Linked DNA regions of Homo sapiens: all the other regions are linked to region 2. A link is a loop called in an ENCODE intact Hi-C map of the cell type or tissue named here. Cell type or tissue: A673. All regions are shown on one strand. Region 1 overlaps TEX10 (testis expressed 10). Region 2 overlaps ERP44 (endoplasmic reticulum protein 44). Region 3 overlaps INVS (inversin). Region 4 has its middle 44 kb from the start of SEC61B.

What was found. Peaks named below come from ENCODE experiments on the same cell type or tissue, not always from the same donor. Only the 100,000 strongest peaks of a DNase experiment are listed, where the experiment ranks them.
Region 1: it touches region 2 in a loop (4-fold over the local background); 62 of 110 quality-filtered maps call a loop at or near these places.
Region 3: it touches region 2 in a loop (7-fold over the local background); 81 of 110 quality-filtered maps call a loop at or near these places.
Region 4: a loop joins it to region 2, with 2.7 times the contacts of the local background. A loop is called at or near these places in 32 of 110 quality-filtered maps.

What each region holds. Positions count from the first base shown.
Region 1 is chr9:100,321,151-100,326,150 of GRCh38, forward strand. TEX10 (testis expressed 10) reads right to left here. Exons shown (of 15, transcript NM_017746.4): 10 at 533-621. Among named protein-coding and RNA genes, the nearest start is that of TEX10, 29 kb to the right of the region's middle. In A673, CTCF peaks have their summits at 1,993 (motif pointing left), 3,650 (motif pointing left) and 3,850; DNase peaks (open chromatin) are centred at 1,961 and 3,631.
Region 2 is chr9:100,026,302-100,031,301 of GRCh38, forward strand. The region is part of intron 4 of ERP44 (endoplasmic reticulum protein 44); the gene reads right to left. LOC105376176 (a long non-coding RNA gene) reads left to right here. Exons shown (of 3, transcript XR_001746547.2): 3 at 1-5,000. Among named protein-coding and RNA genes, the nearest start is that of ERP44, 70 kb to the right of the region's middle. In A673, a CTCF peak has its summit at 2,001 (motif pointing right); a DNase peak (open chromatin) is centred at 2,010; H3K27ac peaks cover 463 bases.
Region 3 is chr9:100,214,392-100,219,391 of GRCh38, forward strand. All of the region lies in intron 3 of INVS (inversin), which reads left to right. Among named protein-coding and RNA genes, the nearest start is that of INVS, 120 kb to the left of the region's middle. In A673, a CTCF peak has its summit at 1,988 (motif pointing left); a DNase peak (open chromatin) is centred at 1,980.
Region 4 is chr9:99,264,052-99,269,051 of GRCh38, forward strand. No RefSeq gene overlaps it. Among named protein-coding and RNA genes, the nearest start is that of SEC61B, 44 kb to the left of the region's middle. In A673, CTCF peaks have their summits at 243, 443 and 2,685; a DNase peak (open chromatin) is centred at 2,720.

The DNA.
Region 1 (5,000 bases), 290 kb after region 2:
CCTCAAATGTATACATTCATAAATATACAGTAAACATATAGGAGCTTACATTTATCTTCTGAAGTATTTATCTTGCTAGATTCAGCATAGTATTGGATCTGTCAAGTTCTTTTTGGATCCTGACACTATATTAACTCTCCTAATTTCAAGTCTTCAGAAAATTTCAAAGAATCCTATCATTATCCAAGTATACAATGAAAATATTCAAATAATACATTTAAAATAATAGTAGTAGTACATCAAACTTAAAAATACAATAACATGACATTCAAATAATGCTCAGGGTTTTGATACTCATACTATAAGAGATTTAAAGACAAATCATCCATCCTCCTGCCTCAGAAGCCTAACAGTGTATGTAGGTTAGAAATATTCTTTCGATTTCCAGTTACTAATCACAAAAATCACTCCAAGATAGAATATTTATCATCTTCAAAACTGAACCAAACTGATAAAATGGCAAATCTTAGAAGGAGAATTGTGATTCATATTAGGTTTTTTCTTTTTTAATCTGGCAAGTGAATGTGGTTACCTGTAAGTGTGGAAAATAAGAAGCTGAAATAGTCTACATCACTCATCAACCAGTCTTTAGCTGAATACTTCCACCCAGAAAATGATGATCTATAAAAAACAAAGGGAGAACTATTACCAGAAGTGACCAACTTGACAGACTTGTCAAAGGTAGCACAGTATATAACCATTGTTCTTTACTGAAAACAAGTTTGATTTAGTAGCTTAAAATAAAACCCATAGTATGCCTTGTATTAATTTCATATCCAAGGGCTCAAGTACCCTAGTATGAAAGTTTGAAATTCAAACATATTAATACAAACTTTCATTAAAAAGCATACTTGATCAACATATATAGTACAACAGAAAATTTCCATCCCATCTGAAAATCAGACTCTAAGGAGCCAAGATGAAGTTTTGCTTTTCAGTAGTAGGTTCAGCTGCTATGTATTTACTATTTGATTTTTATAGTCTTACCCTCAGCAAATGAGTTATGTTTAAACAAGCTTCAGCTTCCTACATAACTAAGCAAAAGTATCTTAATTAGGCAAAGAAAACTTATCTTTAAAGCCACTATAAGGCAACTATGTGTTCTTATTCTTAGTAAAGTTGTAACTAGGTCTATTTCACAATAGTGCAGCTAAGGTATTGGCAGAGGACTCAAAAGGAATAGCTAAATGTAAAGCAGCTTCCCATTAAATGAGGATTATTTGGTTCCTCCTATGAGATCAGTTTCTAGTGTCTCCTTTAAAAATTCCCTTCAAGGTAAGGCTAGGAAGAAAACAGATGTCAGTCATGGGTATTGCAAAAAGGCTGAGAATAATCAGACAAACTTATACTAAAAATTTTTATCACAGACAACTGAATAAATATCAAACAAAATTAGGAACTTCTAATTCACCTATAAGTACTTAGTAATTTTTTTACTGTTATAATAATTGCATTTATATTTATTTATATATATATTTTTTGGGGGGATGGAGTTTCTCTTGTTGCCCAGGCTGGAGTGCAATGGCATGATCTCAGCTCACTGCAACCTCCACCTCCTGGGTTCAAACGACTCTCCTGCTTCAGCCTCCTGAGTAGCTGGGATTATAGACGTGCACCAACACACCCAGCTAATTTTTGTATTTTTAGTAGAGATGGGGTTTCACCATGTTGACCAGGCTGGTCTCAAACCCTTGACCTCAGGTGATCCACCTGCCTCGGTCTCCCAGAGTTCTGGGATTACAGTTGTGAGCCACTGCACCCAGCCTTATTAATATTCTTAAGGAGGGGACAGGCATAAAATAATGAAAACACTCTTCTTGAGTGTCATTCCCAGGTGATAAGCAAAGGTCTATGGGGACAATAGCACATGCTAAGGGGGTTATAAAAAGCACAGATGCTCAACACAAAGAAGTACAAAATAGTGGTTGAAAAACAAACTATTATCTTCTTGACCTCAATGAAAACAGGAAGCAATTGTGCCATCCAGTGGCCAAAAGGGGCAGCAAATTTATTTAACAGCCTATTTAAAATTCTGACCCTGTGAAAAGTGATAAATGACAAGCAATATATCATACTGTCTTTAAAACTATGAAAACCATATATACTTTCCAAGCCTGAACACTTCTGTGAGTAAAAGGGGGTGGCTGGCGCTGATTATGCTGGGCCAAAAGGAGTAAAATGGAACTGTTCCTGGCAGACCAGGTCATATGTTCACCCTATTTAAAACCCAAGCCAAACTTCTTGGTGCAAGCCAATTTCTCCTTCCTCAGAGATTTTACCTAACACCACGGAGCATCTTTCCGTATTTATGCTTTCTGTTTCCCCAATCTGGCTATAAATAAACTGGGGTAGAGGGGTAAGAACTGAGAAAAGGCCACTGGATATTATTATGAAACACCACAAGTAGAATGGTATGAGGAAAACATCAGATTGTAAAAAAACTATAACTGGTTGGTAAAAAGGTAGAGAGAGCAATTCTAAACACATTTTTTAAAAGCTGAGAGAAAATAAACATGAATGATTTCTAGCTGATGGGTTTTTAACACATGGAATCCTTGCTTAGGTGGTACATGTCCTGCCATTAGACAAATGCTTTAATAGAGACAGCAAGGTATCAGAACTACAAAAATTGAGCTAAACTTGATCTCACAGACCAATTAGTGTGACAAGATAAAAATCAGAAATGAGTAAAGGAGTATTGCAGAAAAATCAATCTGGCAACAGTATACAGGATGCATAGGACTGAGAAGCAACATTGTAAGAGTATAAGTGGGAAATAATTTAAAAGTTGACTATTTTATAGTCATGGTCAAGAAGAGGAGCTATTTTGAATAAAAAACTAAAGATATGAAGTAACCCAACATATGTCTGAATGAACTAACCGTCAGTCTTTTTTTTTAAAGATGGAGTCTCCTTCTGTCACCCAGGGTAGAGTGCAGCGGCATGATCTCAGCTCACTACAACCTCCGCCTCCTGGGTTCAAGCAATTCTCCTGCCTCAGCCTCCTGAGTAGCTGGGGTTACATGCATGAGCCGCCATGCCCAGCTAATTTTTGTATTTTTAATAGAGATGGGGTTTCACCACGTTGGCCAGGCTGGTCTCAAACTCCTGACCTCAAGTGATCTGCCTGCCTCAGCCTCTCATAGTGCTGGGATTTACAGGTATGAGCCACTGCGCCTGGCTAGTCTTATTATGACCCTATGAAAAGTGATAAAATGATGGTGCTATGGGCTCAAGAAGGCTGAAAAGTCCTAATTTTGTATTCTTTTTAAAAAGGGACTACTTTAGATGGGAATAATATACCTACATAGAGAGAAGTCTACTAATGGACTCTGTACAAATACTAAAAAGCAAAATTTAATTTGGTAGACTTTTAACTACAATGACAATCATTTAAATATGAGTCTGTATTATCAGTATTTGTAAAATTAATATATTTTCCCAATTCTCGCCACTCATCGCCACAAAAAGATAAAAGCAAAAAAACCCCAAGATTTTAAAATAATCCTTGACAAAAGTTATTAAACATAAGTGAACAGATGTTGATGAAGACATTAAATGCATCTTCCAAGGAGAATCAATTTCAAGAAACATTCAAGGGGTGATTTAACGGAACTGAATGTAAGTTATATCTAAGGAACAGAGTGCCCTCTACTGGAAGTCAAATAAAAAACAAGCTCTTAAGTTACGGAAAATTTTTTTTAAAAATTTAACTTTTAAAAGGCCTAGCATTTTGCTTACACAAAACAAAGTGCAGTTTTTTAATATCTAAAAAGAAAAAACATGGGAAACTAATCAATATTTAAAATTCTTAAAAAATATGTCCAGGCCCCTCTAATGTGCATATACAAGGAAGAAATAAACCTAAAATTTTTAAATACAAACAATATTTTATTTATATGTTTTTCTCTGTTTTGGTAAAAGGCAAGTTTATTGTCAGTTATGAAGCACACTTCCAGTGACCAGAGTCAAATATCTGTCCTATACTGGTATGAAGAAAGTCTATTAAAAGTAAGCTACTCTTACCTACCTGAGATAGGGGATCTATACAAGAAAAGTTTTCAACTACAGCCTAGATTTCTATTTCTGCCTAAAACCACATCAGACCCTACCCACAACCAGTAATACTGCTGAATACTAAAATACTATGACTGAAGATATATACATGAGGATACTTCCAACATGAGCAACATAAAACCTTTCAGAGTTTCAGAGTAAAATGGCACAGCCGCTATGGAAAATGGCATGTAGTGCTAGCTACTTTGGAGTCCAAGGAGGGAGGATCTCCTGAGCCCAAGAGTTCAAAGCTGCAGTGAGCTATGATCATGCCACTTGCACTCTAATCTGGGCAACAGAGTGAGAACTTGTCTCTTGAAATATTAAAACTTTCTTTTTTTTGAGACAGAGTCTCACTCTGTCGCCCAGATTGGAGTGCAGTGGTGCCATCTTGACTCACTGCAACCTCCACCTCCCGGGTTCAAGCAATTCTCCTGCCTCAGCCTCCTGAGTAGCTGGGACTATAGGCATGCACCATCATGCCCAGCTAATTTTTGTATTTATAGCAGAGATGGGGTTTCACCATGCTGGCCAGGCTGGTCTTGAACTTCTGACCTCGTGATCTGCCCACCTCGGCCTCCCAAAATGCTGGGATTACAGGCATGAGCCACTACGCCTGGCAAAACTTTTCAAGAAAGGTTAAAATGGTAAATTTTATGTTATGTTTATTATACCACCAGGAAAAAAAAAGTGAGAGATTACAAGTGATTCCTGGTCTCAGTCCACAAGCTTGTTTAATTCACCAGCTACATTAAATTCTGAGCTCTCTGAAGAAAAGGTCTATACTGCAATTCCATAACAACAAAGGTTTGAAGTACGACACCATCACCTACCAATAAATCCCTTACTACACACACTTTTGATAATTCTATTTCAACCCTTATTCCAAGCTATCTATAAAAGTCATTAAACAAGTAACTTGAAACAGTCTTACTCTTGTGAAC
Region 2 (5,000 bases):
AGACCACATGCAGCCAAGACATTTGCCAGATTTTGAAGCCACAAAGATTAGGAAGCATCTAGACATTAAAAGAAAAACACGAATTTTTAAGACAGACAGGAAGAAAGGTACTTGTGACATGTACTAGAGACAACTGATTAATATTCAGAATATAAAAAGAATGAACTAAAAAAAGACTACCAAAAAGATAAGTGAGTTAAAGCTATCAGTTTATGAAAGAAACACAGATTGCCAATAAACTATTACATATGTTCAGTTGTAATCAGAAAGTTACAAATTAAAACTCCCAGATAACATTTTGTCTTTCATACTGGCAAAAAATCAGTAATAATAAAAATGTTTTAAACTAAAATTCAATAATATGAAACCCTGTGAAAGTAAAATATTCCTAGTAGGTTTCATTTAGGTCCAATATTCAATGTTAATAAAGGTAAACTAGCCTAGCTGGTGCCTACTTTGTCAACAAGAAGTCAAGTAATCTTTTTTAATACCCTAAGACTTTTTAATACCCAAAGGATCTGGCAGAGAGGATATGAGATGGACTCAGAAGCAAAGAAACTAGTCTAATACAAAACATATATTTTCCACCTGTGTCCTAAGTATCAGTATGAAAATGGACAGCAAGATGCACTATAGGAGACAATATAATGCTTTCAACTTTCTAAACTTGATGAATTAGGGGGCGCAATGAGAAAGTAGTGTGCTAACAGCAAGTATGCATAAACCAGGAGTAGAATAAATAAGGTTAGAGACGGACTCTAGAGGGTCTTAAGCACTAAGCTGATGGAGTTTGAATTTTATCCAGTGTTGTGATAAGCAGCCACTGAGCTGTAGAGCTGGGCTTTCAAAAAATTCACCTGGAAGTAGTAGAGAACCAGGGAGACTAGTACTGTAATAGTTGTGGCAAAAATCACAAGAGTCTATTAACAAACATTACAATCTTTAGGTTGCTTTAAAATTCTGGTTACAGAGAGAAAAAGATTTAAAATATTTGAAAACTATTATGGGATTAGATATTCATTTGCTTCATTCTCAAACAACATCCTGGCAGCAGGTATGCTGCATAATGCAGTGGCGTTTAATTATTAAGAAGCAAAAACCTTAAAATTACATTGATCAGTAATCTCAGACATAATGCTTTTTTTTTTATTTTACAAGCTTTGGCCAAAAGTGATTTTAAGATAATTAGAATGTGACACTTTGACAATATAACAAAAAATGACTTAAGGGGTATAATAAATGGGTTTTTAAAATTAACTGGATAGATCAAATGTTAAAATGGATGTCAGAGGAATTATAAATCCCAGAAGGTTAACAGCTCACTGATTGGAAAATTAGCATATATTTTTGCTCCAATGGTCACTTACTTTTCCTTGATGGGTCCTGCCTGCCTGCCTCACTAATACCCAGCAGGGTTCCAAATGGGGAAATTGCCTCATACTCGTTTCAGCAACGTCTCTCCCTGCAATGGTTATCCATGGCAGAAAATACAAAGAGGCAGATCATTTCAACAGGAAAGTCTTATTGTTCTTCTGGTTCCAGGAGAAGGACCACTGCTGCCTATGTACTTCTTCCCATTCCCAAACTGCACCCCTCAAAACAAACAAAAAAACCCCAAAAAGACAAACATCCCCAAAAAACAAAACAAAATACCTCAACAGAAAACTAATAAGCAAAGCCTAGAAGTTCACTCAGAACTCAGGCTTAACTGCTCATCCAAATTCTGTTCTATGCACATAAAGTCTTCACTTCATATTTTCTTGTTCTTACTATGATATTTATATATAGTTCCTATAAAAAGCTTCTCAATTTCCAATAAGTAAGGTTCGAGTTGCACTGGAAGACAGGTAAGAGTAACTCAGGTATATGGGTGCATGTGCTACCTAATCAAGGACAATTACAAAGTACTTTCCTAAAAACACAAGTGTGGGTCTGTTCTGCACTGACCAGCAAGCATATGAATGCCTCTTGCTTAGTGCCATACAGCCTAAGGCCACTGGAGGTCAGCAGAGAACCTGGTCCCACCAGGGGCTGACTGATGGGACTTTCTAGATTCAAGGCAGCAAGCATGACCACCAAGGAGAATAATGAATTACGCTCCTGAATTCCCCAAATGATAAGACTGCAGAAGATAAGATGTGAAGCAAGTTGAAGCAAGGCCATGTTTTAATTGTGTGCATATGTACATGCATGTGTACATGTGTGTCTATGTGTGTTTCGAAATTTTGGAAAGCAGACAGTTACAAAGAAGAAAACAAGAACCACTTCCAACCACCACTGGAGAAAACCACTATTAACATTTTGGCTTATATTTTGGTAACTTTGAAGAAAAGTTGCTTAACTAGCAGAGATATATTTCAATTCAGAAAAAATAAACTCTGAGGTTAGTCAAATAGTAAAGTGATAGCATCAATACTTGCAGAATGGGTTTTAGCAGCTTGGAAGAAATTCCTAGAGAGAGTAGAGCATTACCAATACTCTTAATGGCATGGAGGCCAATACTGTGTAAAAAAACAAAAACAAAAACAAAAAACTCGACTCAGTTGAGAAATGATGCACAAGAGTCAGACTCTAGTTTCAGAATAACTTGAACAAATTTATTTTCCTTTTAAGGCACACACAATAATGACAGAATTTTTAAAATCTATTTCTGAGTCTAAAATAGTTTTCACAATAGGTATAAAAAAATTCTAAGTGTCCCTATCTCTCACCATAAACAAAAATCAACTCAAGATGGATTAAAGACATAAATCTAAGACCCGAAACTATAAAACCAGTAGAAGAAAACATAGGGGAAATGCTTTAGCACATTGGTCTGTGCAAAGATTTTTATGGATACTGCTTTAAATGCACAGGCAAAAAAAAAAGCAAAAATAGACAAATGGGATTTTATCAAACTAAAAAGCTTCTGTAGGGCAAGGGAAACACTCAACAGAGTGAAGAGGCAACCTGAGAATTAGTGGAAATATCTGTAAACTAATCATCTGATAAGGGATTAACATCCAGAATATACAAGCAACAACAACGACAACAAAATCCTATTTTAAAAAGGACATGGCATCTCAACAAACATTTCTCAAAAGACATACAAATGGCCAAAAAGCATGTGAAAAAAAATTGTCAGTTTCACTAATCATGTGGTTACATACAAATCGAAACCACAATGAGATATCATTTCACCCCAGTTAGAATGGCTATTAACAAAAATGTGAAAATAATTAATACTGCAGAGGATTTGGAGAAAGGGAAACATTCACATGTTGTTGATGAGACAGTAACGTAGCACAGCCACTATGGAAGACAAAATGGAGGTTCCTCAAAACCTAAAAATAGAACTACCACATGATCTAGCAATTCCATTACTGTGTATTTATCCAAAGAAAAGGAAATCAGTATAGCAAGGACATATCTGCACCACCGTGTTTACTGCAGCACTATTTACAATAGTCAAAATATGAAATCAACCTAAGTGGCCATCAACAGATGAATGGATAAAGAAAATGTGGGGCCGGGTGCGGTGGCTCATGCCTGTAATCCCAGCACTTTGGGAGACCGAGGCGGGCAGATCATGAGGTCAAGAGATTGAGACCATCCTGGCCAACATGGCGAAACCCCGTCTCTACTAAAAATACAAAAATTAGCCGGGCGTGGTGGTGCGCACCTGTAGTTCCAGCTACTCAGGAGGCTGAGGCGGGAGAATCACTTGAACCCAGAAGGCAGAGGTTGCAGTAAGCCGAGATCATGCCACTGCACTCCAGCCTGGCAACAGAGCGAGACTCAGTCTCAAAAACAAAGAAAAAAGAAAATGTGGTACATATACACAATAAAATACAACTCAGGGCTGCTCTGCCTATGGAGTAGCCATTCTTTTATTCCCTTACTTTCCTAATAAACTTGCTTTCACTTTACTCTATGGATTCACATCAAATTCTTTCTTGAGATCCAAGAATCTTCTCTAGGGGTCTGGATCAGGACTCCTTTCTGGTAATATCCTCCTGGTGAACCATGGAGGGACGATATTGAGGAAACCCCCAACCCAAAAGGAAACAGACTGCAGCACCAAATGGCCAACTCTGGGTAAGTAGTGGGGTATCCGGGTAAAGGATGGGATTGGGTTAGAGGCCCAACTGAGGGGAGTTAGAGTGTCTCCTAAAAAAGAGTGGGTTAAAGGCCCCTCTTAATAAAAGGCAAGGACATCTGGTGGAACTTGGGTTCAAGGCCCAGCTTAGGATGGTTAGAATACTTCCTAAAATTTAGGGAGTTAGAGGCCCCACTCAGTAAAGTTCCTCTCAGCTATGAATGGATTTGGCATTATGGGGAGTTAACCACTATTCTCTTTGGATTAATCTGCCTTGTACTCTTCGCTGACAGCTGTGGGTGACAGGATTAGGCATGTACAGGATCACTGGACATGGAGAGCCTTTTTTCTCCCCAAAAGGGGAAACTTGAAAGCTGGTGAGACTGTTGGAAAACCCCTTTGCAACTGACAAGTGACCGCCTGAACTTTTGATTGAGTGTCACTGCAATAAGTAGGTCTTTCTCTGGCCTCCCTGAGCACCTTGCCTTCCCCACCTTGCTGCAGGCAATGAATGCTTTTCTCCCTTTCCTATCCTCTGTGCCCTGAGACCACATGACAGCAGAGGTTGGATTAAAGATGACAGGGCCCATCTGAGGGCAAGTTTGAACCTTGCCAATTCCATATTGCATACTAAGCAGAGTGGCTACTGTAGCGAATCTGGTGTACTTTGTGCTGCAACTTTGTCTTTCTACATTGCTCTGTCATAAAGAAGAATACCTTTATGGACAGAACACGGGCTTAGGATCCCATAAGCCCAGGTTCAAGCCAGCCTGGAAAACTGGTTAATTACAGACTTTGCTGCAAGTACCTGAAAAAAAAAAATGCTGAAGTTTCCTTCTCATTTTGTTCTATGTCTTTGGGAGCTTGACCTTGTAAGAATGGGTCAGTACTTTCTGTTGGTCTCTGCCATCCAGGGAACAGG
Region 3 (5,000 bases), 190 kb after region 2:
CTTTCCTACATACAAACATGTAGCCTAAAGAGGCTGAAATAAAGAGTCACTTTATTTCAGGATTTGTCATTAAACTTGGATCAACCATTACATTGATTTGTCTAAGCCACATGGGCAGTATCACTAAGTAGTTGTTACTTCAGTTGCCATGCATGGCATAATCCAAAGCTGCTCACATGTCAGAAGAAGCATATGGATTTGTGTACATCAGATTAAAATAAGGTTGTGCCAGTCCCTTTGCTTCCATGTATACAACGGGGTCCACATTCAGGAGCTGTCATTGATGGTATCAAGCACAGCAAAAGAATTAAGAACCACCAATGCCCATGTGAATTTTTCTGTTTCATAGCAAGCACATGGTCAGAGATAAAACAGACGCAGGTCAGATGGCTGGCCTCAGCTGCTGTTTGATTCAGGTAGCTCACTATATATTTGTTTTGCCAGGATGCACTTGCGGATCCAGAGGACAAAGAAAGTATTAATTGTCCTCCCCATCCCTGTACTTCCTGAGGTCTCATGTGTTTCCTTCCTAGGGGCTGAAGTTGTTGCTTTCCTTCTTTGGCCACATAGTTAATGTGTCCCATTCCAGTAGATATAACTTCGCCTTTTCTCCAATCATCCCCTACTTGTGCCTGTAGCTTATAGAAGGGTAAGTACATATGGGACAAATTTAGAAACCTATTATGTCTTCCATTTTGGCCTATATGGACCACTATAGAATGACTCAGTGAGCAGGGCACTCAATCAGATGGTCATTATGGATATTTATGATCTGGGACCTTATCAGTTGAACAAAATGAATCCAGGTGGGTAAACCCAAATTAAGCTTGAATCTCTAAGCCCCCTTTTGGCTGGCTGCCACCCAAGGGATATATGAAACAAACCATCCTGAGATTGCTTTTGGGAAAAAGAAAGAAGCAAGATAACCAGGGTTGGGCCAGGCAGAATCCCAAATTTTCAAAACAGATGTATATAATCCCCCACTCCTTTTGTCCTGATTATTTCCCAGGAGGCTACAAGGATGAAATGAACCCTTTCTGAAGGTGGCCACAGTTAGTAAGCAAACTGCTTCATACAGGAGTGTGGACCAGGAGGAGGTAAGAGAGGTGGAGCCAGAAACATTTTTGAGTTGATTTTCAAGAAGGCCTTTCCAAGCTCTCAACAATTCCAGATACCTGAGGATGGTAGGAAGCATGGAATGTCCATTAAGTACCTAACTATTGGCTCATTGTTAGGCATATCATGGTCAGACTATAGAAGGTCTAGGAACCCCAAAACATGGTCCTCAGTGCTATAGCTTGAATAGGCTAATCAGATTGGAGCAGCAACTCCATATGGTGGAGCAGCAACACCATAACCTGAAAAATGTCTATGGTGGAAAGGCACGAGGTGAGCCCAAGAGGAGGTGACAGAGGTCCCTGCTGGGAAGGGGCAAGGGCAATCCTCCATGTAATGTGGACTCCTTCACCACAAGAAAAGGAGGCCAACTGGGCAAGATACATAAGTCTGGTATGCAGTGGTATCTTCTGCATGAAAAACATACCTTTTACTTTGTATCCATTCTATTGTGGTGGGTTCATTGCCTTATCTAGTGCAGTGATGGATCCTAGTGGCAAATCCCAGTGACCAGGCAATACAGACTTGTTCAGCGACTTGATTTCAGTCGGTCTTATCAGAGAGCAGGCCCTTACTGTTACTGTGGGTATCTATGTGAGTGACCCAAAGTGTCTGATTGGCAGCCACAATTTGTTTGTAGTTTGTGGCCCCAAACAGGAATATCTTTAATTTACCAACTGTAGTCTTCCAAGTGGCAGACCAGGTGACTACAGTACTGTTAGCAGACCAAGAATCAGTAAAAATACGGCTAGTCTTTGGGAGTATTGCCTAAGGTAAGGGTGATGGCTTTTCATTTCAGCCCATTGGGCTAACTGGTCATTACCACTCAGTCTCCTGGAGCTGTCATTGAGGTTGGACAGCTACTGCCCCCTACTGGACACCATCGGGTTTTAACTTAGCCAAAGCATCAGCAAACCAGGCCAAGGCATTTAAGGGACCATTAAGCCAGCAGCTTTGCTTCAGACAGTGGCCACCTGTATACCCAGTGCTTTGTCCTCAATGTCAAATAAGTCAGGCTAAAGCAGGAATCAGATACATAGAACAGTTGACTCTGTCCTATTAGGCAAGGTTTTGCATTCACATTCACTTTTGAGCACCTGCTCACTCATGTCTCAACCAAATGAACTTCTAATGTTTTCAATCCACCTAAAGATCCATGTCAAATAGCAAAATCTTCATTGTTCTCTCCATTTATTTCTGTTTTGGAGATTTCTTGGCCCTGCAGCCGCAACCACATGGTCTTTCAGCTTGCTGCCCCCGTGGTCATGTACCATTCCTTCTTTTGCCTGCCCAGAGGAAGGTGAGCAAAAACAAAGGCACTATTTGGGTGGCTTGCTTTAATCCCACCTCTCACCATTCAGACTCATTAACAGAGAGAATACTGGGGTCACTCGCCCCTTAACCTTGCCCACCACCTGGGCATGATCTCAGGGGGTCTTCTCACCCTTGAACCTAAGGATACCTGAGAATGGGCCTCTAGGGTTCTTGTCCTTACTCTTCAAGAAAACTATGTCTCTCCAGCTGGGTGCAGTGGCTCATGCCTGTAATCCCAGAACGTTGAGAGGCCGAGGTGAGTAGATCACTTGAGGTCAGGAGTTTGTGACCAGCCTGGCCAACATGGTGAAACCCCGTCTCTACCAAAAATATAAAAATTAGCCAGGCATGGGGGCACACACCTATAATCCCAGCTACTTGGGAGGCTGAGGCACAAGAATTGCTTGAACCCGGGAGGCAGAGGTTGCAGTGAGCCAAGATCGCGCCACTGCACTCCAGCCTGGGCGACAGAGTGAGACTCTGTCTCAAAAAAATAAAAGGAAGAAAGAAAGGAAAACTATGTCTCTGTCAGTATCCTATCATCTTTTACTGTCTTGTCAGTTCTGGCATTTAATTAACCCTATTTACAAGGTAATAAGTTAGCTGCAGATGCTGGCAGAAGACACAAGACTCCCATCAGAGACGAAAAGCGTCATTACTAATGGCATAGCTAGGAGCTAGGAGTACTTATCTGTTTGCATGAGTTTCCCTCCCCTCCAAGGATTATGGGGGCAATATGGAGGACTCAGATGGGCCCAGCACACAGTGGGTTTGCATGACATCTGAAGAGTGCTAGATTTTGGGAATCTCCAGCTTTTAGTAAATAGAGTAGTAAGCAAGCCTGCTTGTTCTTTGCCCTGGTGGGTGACATTACCTCGTCACTCAAGATTGCTCACTGCAAACCCCACTCTGGAAAATGGTCCCAGTAAAGTGGAGTCAAGCTTTTGCATTCTTGGCATACCCAGTAAGTACATTCAGGGACATTCAAGGCCCAGGGCAGATTGCCTCTCCCAACACTATTGTGGTATTTCCAAAACTCATTTGTGTCTGCAACCACTACAGAAAAGTTTGATATAATGAAATTACTGATATTTGCGACCTATATACTTCCTAGGGATAGTAATTCTTTTTACAAATTAATACAGTAAATGCCTTGAGAGTTTATAAATACATAATTATATAGCTATAATTATAATTAATAAATCATGTTTCTATTTTTCCATTTCAATTTTAAGTAATGTATTTTGGGTATATAATATATTTAGGATTTAAAATGAACTATGACAGAGTACCTACTTTACATTTGTGTGTGCTATTATAAATATAGTTATCTTTCTAGGCCAAAATTTTATACCAATTTGTAAATGAACAAAAAAATATAGTGAACATTTATATATATATAGTGAGCAATTGTTTTTCTCTCCAAGTACAGTGACAGAAAATATAAGCACTGGGGACACAGAACAAGAATGCAAAGAAATTAATTGGAAAACATGTAGGTCCCAAAGTATTGGTTTTGGGAAAACATCTGGCCTCTTCAGTACTCCAGTGGGGAGAAGGGCCACCGTAGGCAGTTTTAGTCAAGTCTTGGGCATTGAAGTCTGTTAAAGTAATCGTCTCAGCTGAAGAGGAAGCAAATAGCAAAGGCCCCAGGGAGACAGATATAGAAAATATGGTAGCCATTTTGGGGAAAAAATGTAGAGGTAGGATCCAGAATATTTTGAGGATCAGCTGCCAATTATCTATAAGTTAATCATAAAGGCACTTACTGGGAACAAACAGCAGTCCTGTAGAATATGATTTCAGAATAGGGTTCAGGAAGATGCCTCCTTCCTTTTCACTGATTGAAAGGTGGTCATATTTGTGCAAAAGGCAAGAAAATTCTTAGAATTTTGGAATATTCTTTGCCTCACTATGAGGCTACAGCTTTATAGGAAGCTGTTTATCTAGAGAAATGGCAGAAGCAGGACACCATCCAAGCCTCAGGTCAGGAAGCTACTCACTAGCTCACTGTTAATAATTGTGACATCCCTAATATCACTGAAGACAGGGCTCCAGGAGATCTGTGTAGGAGCAGATTGTTATAATGGACTAGGAGCTGGGTGGAAGATGCTCTATGGGTCAACAAGGAGAAAAAAGGAAAACAAAGCAAACAAATGAAAAACAAAAATGAACCTGCAGACAGAAATTTCAAAATATTTGAAGAAATCTAATGCTAACAAAGCAAACAATATTATTCAGATTACGAATTCATTCCTAGTGGGAGAGCATAAATAAAGCAAAAAAATAAGCCACACAGAGAAGATATTTGCAAAACCAACCAAGAATTAGTATCCAGAATACATAAAGAACTCCTATAGATCAGTAAGAAAAAAAAACAAATAGCCAAGTTCAGAAATGAGTTACAACACAAGAAGGCTATTTACAAAAGAAACAAATATCCAGCAAACATATAAAAACATTCCACCTCAATTCGGGAAATGCACATTAAAACACAGCTGTAGGCCAGGCACAGTGGTGCACGCCTGTAGCCCCAACTACTTGAGAGGCTGAGGTGGTAGGATCACTTG
Region 4 (5,000 bases), 760 kb before region 2:
TTTATTGTATAGATATAACACATTTCATTTATCCATTTGTCAGTTGATGGACAGTAGTTTGTTTCTACATTTTGGCTATTATGAGTGAAACTGCTATAAGCATTGGTGTATCGGTCTTTTATGTGGAGGTATGTTTTCAATTCTCTTGGTAATATACCTAGGAGTGCAACTACTGGATGATTAATTACTTCTCTGATCTTACATCCTGCCCCACCCCCTCCACACTCCCTGTGCTCCAGTCACAGGGGGCGCCACCTACTTGTACTTCCAATTCTTCAGCCCATGCTTTTGGAACTCTGCAGTTTTGCCCACACTACTTTTTCCCCTGAGATGTTATTCCCTTCCATCATTTGGGGTGCAAGTCTTTTGTGTTACTAAAGGCCCAGCTTAGATGTCATTTTCTCTGCAAAACCTTCCTCCAGTGCTTCCTCTTGTGAAAGCCATACAATCCCATGTGCCTCTTTCACAACACTAGGCATTTTCTACCTTGGATTGCAGTTATTTTCTACTCAGGTCTTATTGCCTCTTCTAGACTATAACCTTCTTAGCTCTATCTGCTTTTTAGATTTACTTTTTGTTTTTGAGATGGAGTTTCACTCTTGTTGCCCAGGCCAGAGTGCAGTGGCACGATCTCGGCTCACTGCAACCTCTGCCTCCTGGGTTCAAGCGATTCTCCTGCCTCAGCCTCCAGAGTAGCTGGGATTACAGGCGCCTGCAACCACACCCGGCTAATTTTTTGTATTTTTAGTAGAGACAGGGTTTCACCATGTTGGCCAGGCTGGTCTGGAACTCCTGACCTCAGGTGATCCGCCCGCCTCAGCCTCCCAAAGTGCTGGGATTACAGGCATGAGCCACCGTGCCCGGCTCTAGATTTACTTTTATATTCCAAGTGCTTTGCACATAGCAGACCCTGTATAAATGTTTGAATAGTGAGCATTTTGTGTGCTTTGTTATTGAATTATTTTAAGACAGTAGGTACCTCTACGCTCTAATGGCTCTCAGGGTTGTGACAGCCGTGCACGTCTTCTCAGAATGAAAGCACATTTTCTGGGCAGCATTTGAGGGTAAGCTGAGCTGCCTTCTCTTCCTTTAGCCCATTTCCCTGGTCTCTAGCCTGACACGAGCATCTCAGACTCTTCCTCATGCTTCCAGCTAAAATCTAACAAATTACTCTGAAATACAAGGTTATGTGTTATGGATCCTGACTTCTTCGAGCATTGCTTATGACTGAAATTTATAAACAGACAGCCGTCTTCCTGGATGACCTAACAAATCATATTCCCCTAGAATATGAGCTCAATGAGATGTTTAGAGCTCAATTAGATGTTTAAAGCATCAGATAGTGCCATGGACTAGGTGACTTCCTGCCCTATGCAAGGTAGGAGGTGGCCTTGACAAATGGTCATCTGGTCTTAGACTGAACATTTCCAATAACAAATAAATACCTTCCTCCCAAGGCCCCTTGATGAGTGCGCAAGGTTTCCTTTACATTGGACCGAAATCTTCCATCCTGCAGCTCTCAGCCATCGTGCCCAGCTTGGCACTTGGGGCACCTCAGTCCACCTCTACTCCCTCGTTCCAGCACAGCCCTTCAAGTTTTGAAAATAGGACTGGGGCTTCTGTGTTTGTTCTTATGCAACCAGAAAGGCCCCAGTTCTCAACACTTAATAAGAAATAGTAAAAATTATAAATAAAAAATCAATAATCATACTTCTGAGTAAAAAAATAAAACCAAAATAGTACAATAAAAAAGTGACAATATTAAAATTATGGTCTTTAATATCTCATTATCAAGCATTTAGCATGTGCTGGGCATTGTGCCAAGCCCTTAATGTGAATTCACTCTTTCCACTCTCACAACAACTGTACGAGGTAAGGGCTGTCATCTTTCCCATTTGACTGATAAGGAAATGGACACTCGGAAAGAATAAGTAACTTGATGAAAGTTACATAGCTACTGGTGGAGCTACTGAGTGCAGGTGTGTCTTCTTCTTGAGTTCAAGGTCTCAATTCTATGCACACAGCCTCACTAGTGGTCCCTGCCATGTGAATGTGGCCCTTCCCAGGGAGCTGGATGGAGGTGGCTGGCCTTGCATTTCCATGGTTCAGTGGGAGGCACATGGGAACGAGAGTCAGGAGTCATGGGTTCCAATGTGGACACTCCTAGCCTAGGATATAAATCTGCACAAAGCCCCCTTCTTGCTCAAATCTCAGTAATGTAATTCTTAAAATGACTAGGCTAAATTGTCAAGTTGCTCTCGGCTGTGATTTGGACATTCCAGTCTTCCCTGAATGCGCTACACCCTTTCACAACTCTGGGCCTTTGAGCTTCCAGTCTTATTGCCTGGAAGTTTCTTCCATCTTCTACTACTGTACTCATCTTTAATAATGACTCATCTTTGAAGAGCTGATTTGAATAGCACATTCTCTATGTAACCTTCCCTGAACTCCAGGTAAGGTCAGCCTTGCCCCTCCGTGTTTCCTGCACACTTGCACAGGTCTCTGCTCTAGAGTCTGTGATTGTCTCCCGAGATGGACCGTGAACTTCTCAAGGGCAGAGACTTGTTTGTTCACCACAGTGACCTTAGCACGGTGCTAGCCACGTGGGTCCTTGTTTTTTCAAGGACTCTTGGACTGCCAGTTGTTATGACGCCGTTCAGCCTCACGCCTGCTAGATGGCGCTGCAGCCCACCAGAATGGAGCCCGCTGGTCTGCAAAACCACAGGTGCCTCCAGCGGGGGCTTCAGACCGCACTGGGAGGTATTTGGCCAGGAGCCCTGGAAAAGCAAAAGTTTTCGTTTTCTCCTTATCGTCTCAGTTTTGACTGCTGCTACTGAACAATGTATCTTTCGATTCCTTGAGGCCTAGGGAGGTGGAGGTCTCTCCCTTCTTTCCTCTGCCTCCTAGCAGGAGAATTTAGGCTACTCCTTTCCTGTTTGGACTGTTCCAGGTTGATTTATTGTCCAATGTTCTACCTGCTGATTTTTGTCACGTGTCACCCTCACCTACTCCTCTGAAAAAAAGAGGAAAGATACAATTCAGCACTTCATGGCAATATTGCTGACCAAGTGAACTCCTGCCATCTCTATTCCCTTTTACTATTGGCTAACATCTGCTTTGTTTCATTTTTCTGCATCTTCTTTCACTCTTTTCAGCATCTCACAGCAGCCCACACGTCTTTCTTCTAGCAGAAGGAAAGCATTATGGTATAGTGGTTAAGGGCACTGGGGCTGCTCTGACTGGATTTGAATCTTGTCTTTGCTACTTATTGGTTCTAGGACTTTGGGCAAATTTCTTAACCTCTCGGTGACTCAGTTTCCTCATTTGTAAAAGGGAAATAATAATAGTACCTACGTAAAAGCGTTGTCACGAAGATTCAATAAGTTCTTGGTGCTTTACCTTAAAAAGGGTCAATAAACACTAAGTACTACAAATGCTTATTATAGAACATACAATTGGAATTCATTAATTTGTGTTCAATGTACCCCTTATGTTAAGTTGTGAGCCCTAAGAGGTTCACGTTGGGTCTGTCTTGTTCATTGTTGTATCCTTAGCCCCCACAAGAGTGCCGGGAGTATGATAGAGGCTTCGTTAAAATTTTTGGAAGAACCAAAGTCTGTTCTGTTTCTCCTGTATAATAAAAATGAAACAAAATTATGATATATATTGTTTACCCATTTAAATGGTCTAGGATTTAAAATTAATAATACCTAATGTTGCCTGGGGCATAAAATGGATGCTTTCATTTATCGCTGGTCTATTATAAAATGGTAGAATTTTTTTGGAAGGCAATTCGACAATATGTGGAAAGATCCTGAAAAAAGTGACTCAGTAAATCAACTGTTAATCAATCGTTCTTTCTTTCTTTCTTTCTTTCTTTTTTTTGAGACAGAATCTTGCTCTATAGCCCAGGCTGGAGGGCAATGGCCAGATCTTGGCTCACTGCAACTCCATCTCCCAGGTTCTAGTGATTCTCCCACCTCAGCCTCCCGAGTATCTGGGATTACAGGCACCTGCCATCATGCCCAGCTAATTTTTGTATTTTTAATACAGACAGGGTTTCACCATGTTGGCCAGGCTGGTCTCGAACTCTTGATCTCAGGTGATCCACCCGCCTCGGCCTCCCAAAGTGCTGGGATTACAGGTGTGAGCCACTGCGCCCGGCAATTTGTTTTTATCTGAGTGCTCAGACATGCATAAAATTTTAAGTACAAGGGTGTTAATCACAGCAGTATTTATTCTATTAAAAATCACCAAGAATTGAAGAGAAACACTGAAATACTTTAATAAATGATGACATGCCCATGTGATGGACTATTATGCAGCCATTAAGTGATCTCTTCTGTGGAATAATTAATGACATGGGAAAACATTCCTGATACAAGCTTAAGTGACAAAATTAACAAAACTGGGTATACAGAATGGGCACATTGCTTAACTTCTCTAGTCTCAATTTCCTTATCTGTAAAATTAAGGTAATAATACTGCCTATCTCATGGCATTGTTACAAGGTTTAAAAAGTATTTTAAAAGGTTTAAATAATTTTATTAGTTCTGGGCATGTGAATAAGATCTCAACACTTATTAGCTACTGTCATAAAATACATATCAGGAAAACAAGACTGGAAGGAAATATAGCAGAGTGTTAATGGTGGTTAATCTCAGACGGTGGGATTACAGGGGTTTTAATTTTTCTTTTTATAAAGCAAAGTATGTGTAAAGCAGCTAATATAGTGCTAGACAATAGTGGGTGCTCAATAAATGTTAGCTAGCATGATTCTATTTTTCCTTTCTCTCTCCCTTTTTTTTGACACAAGGTCTCGCTTTGTCACCCAGGCTGGAGTGCAGTGGTGCAGTCATGGCTCACTGCAGCCTTAACTTCCTAGGCTCAAATTATCTTTTTTCCTTAGCCTTCTGAGTAGTTGGGATGGTAGGCATGTGCCACCATGCCTGGTTACTTTTTAATTTTTATTTTCTGTAGAGACAGGGTATCTCTATGTT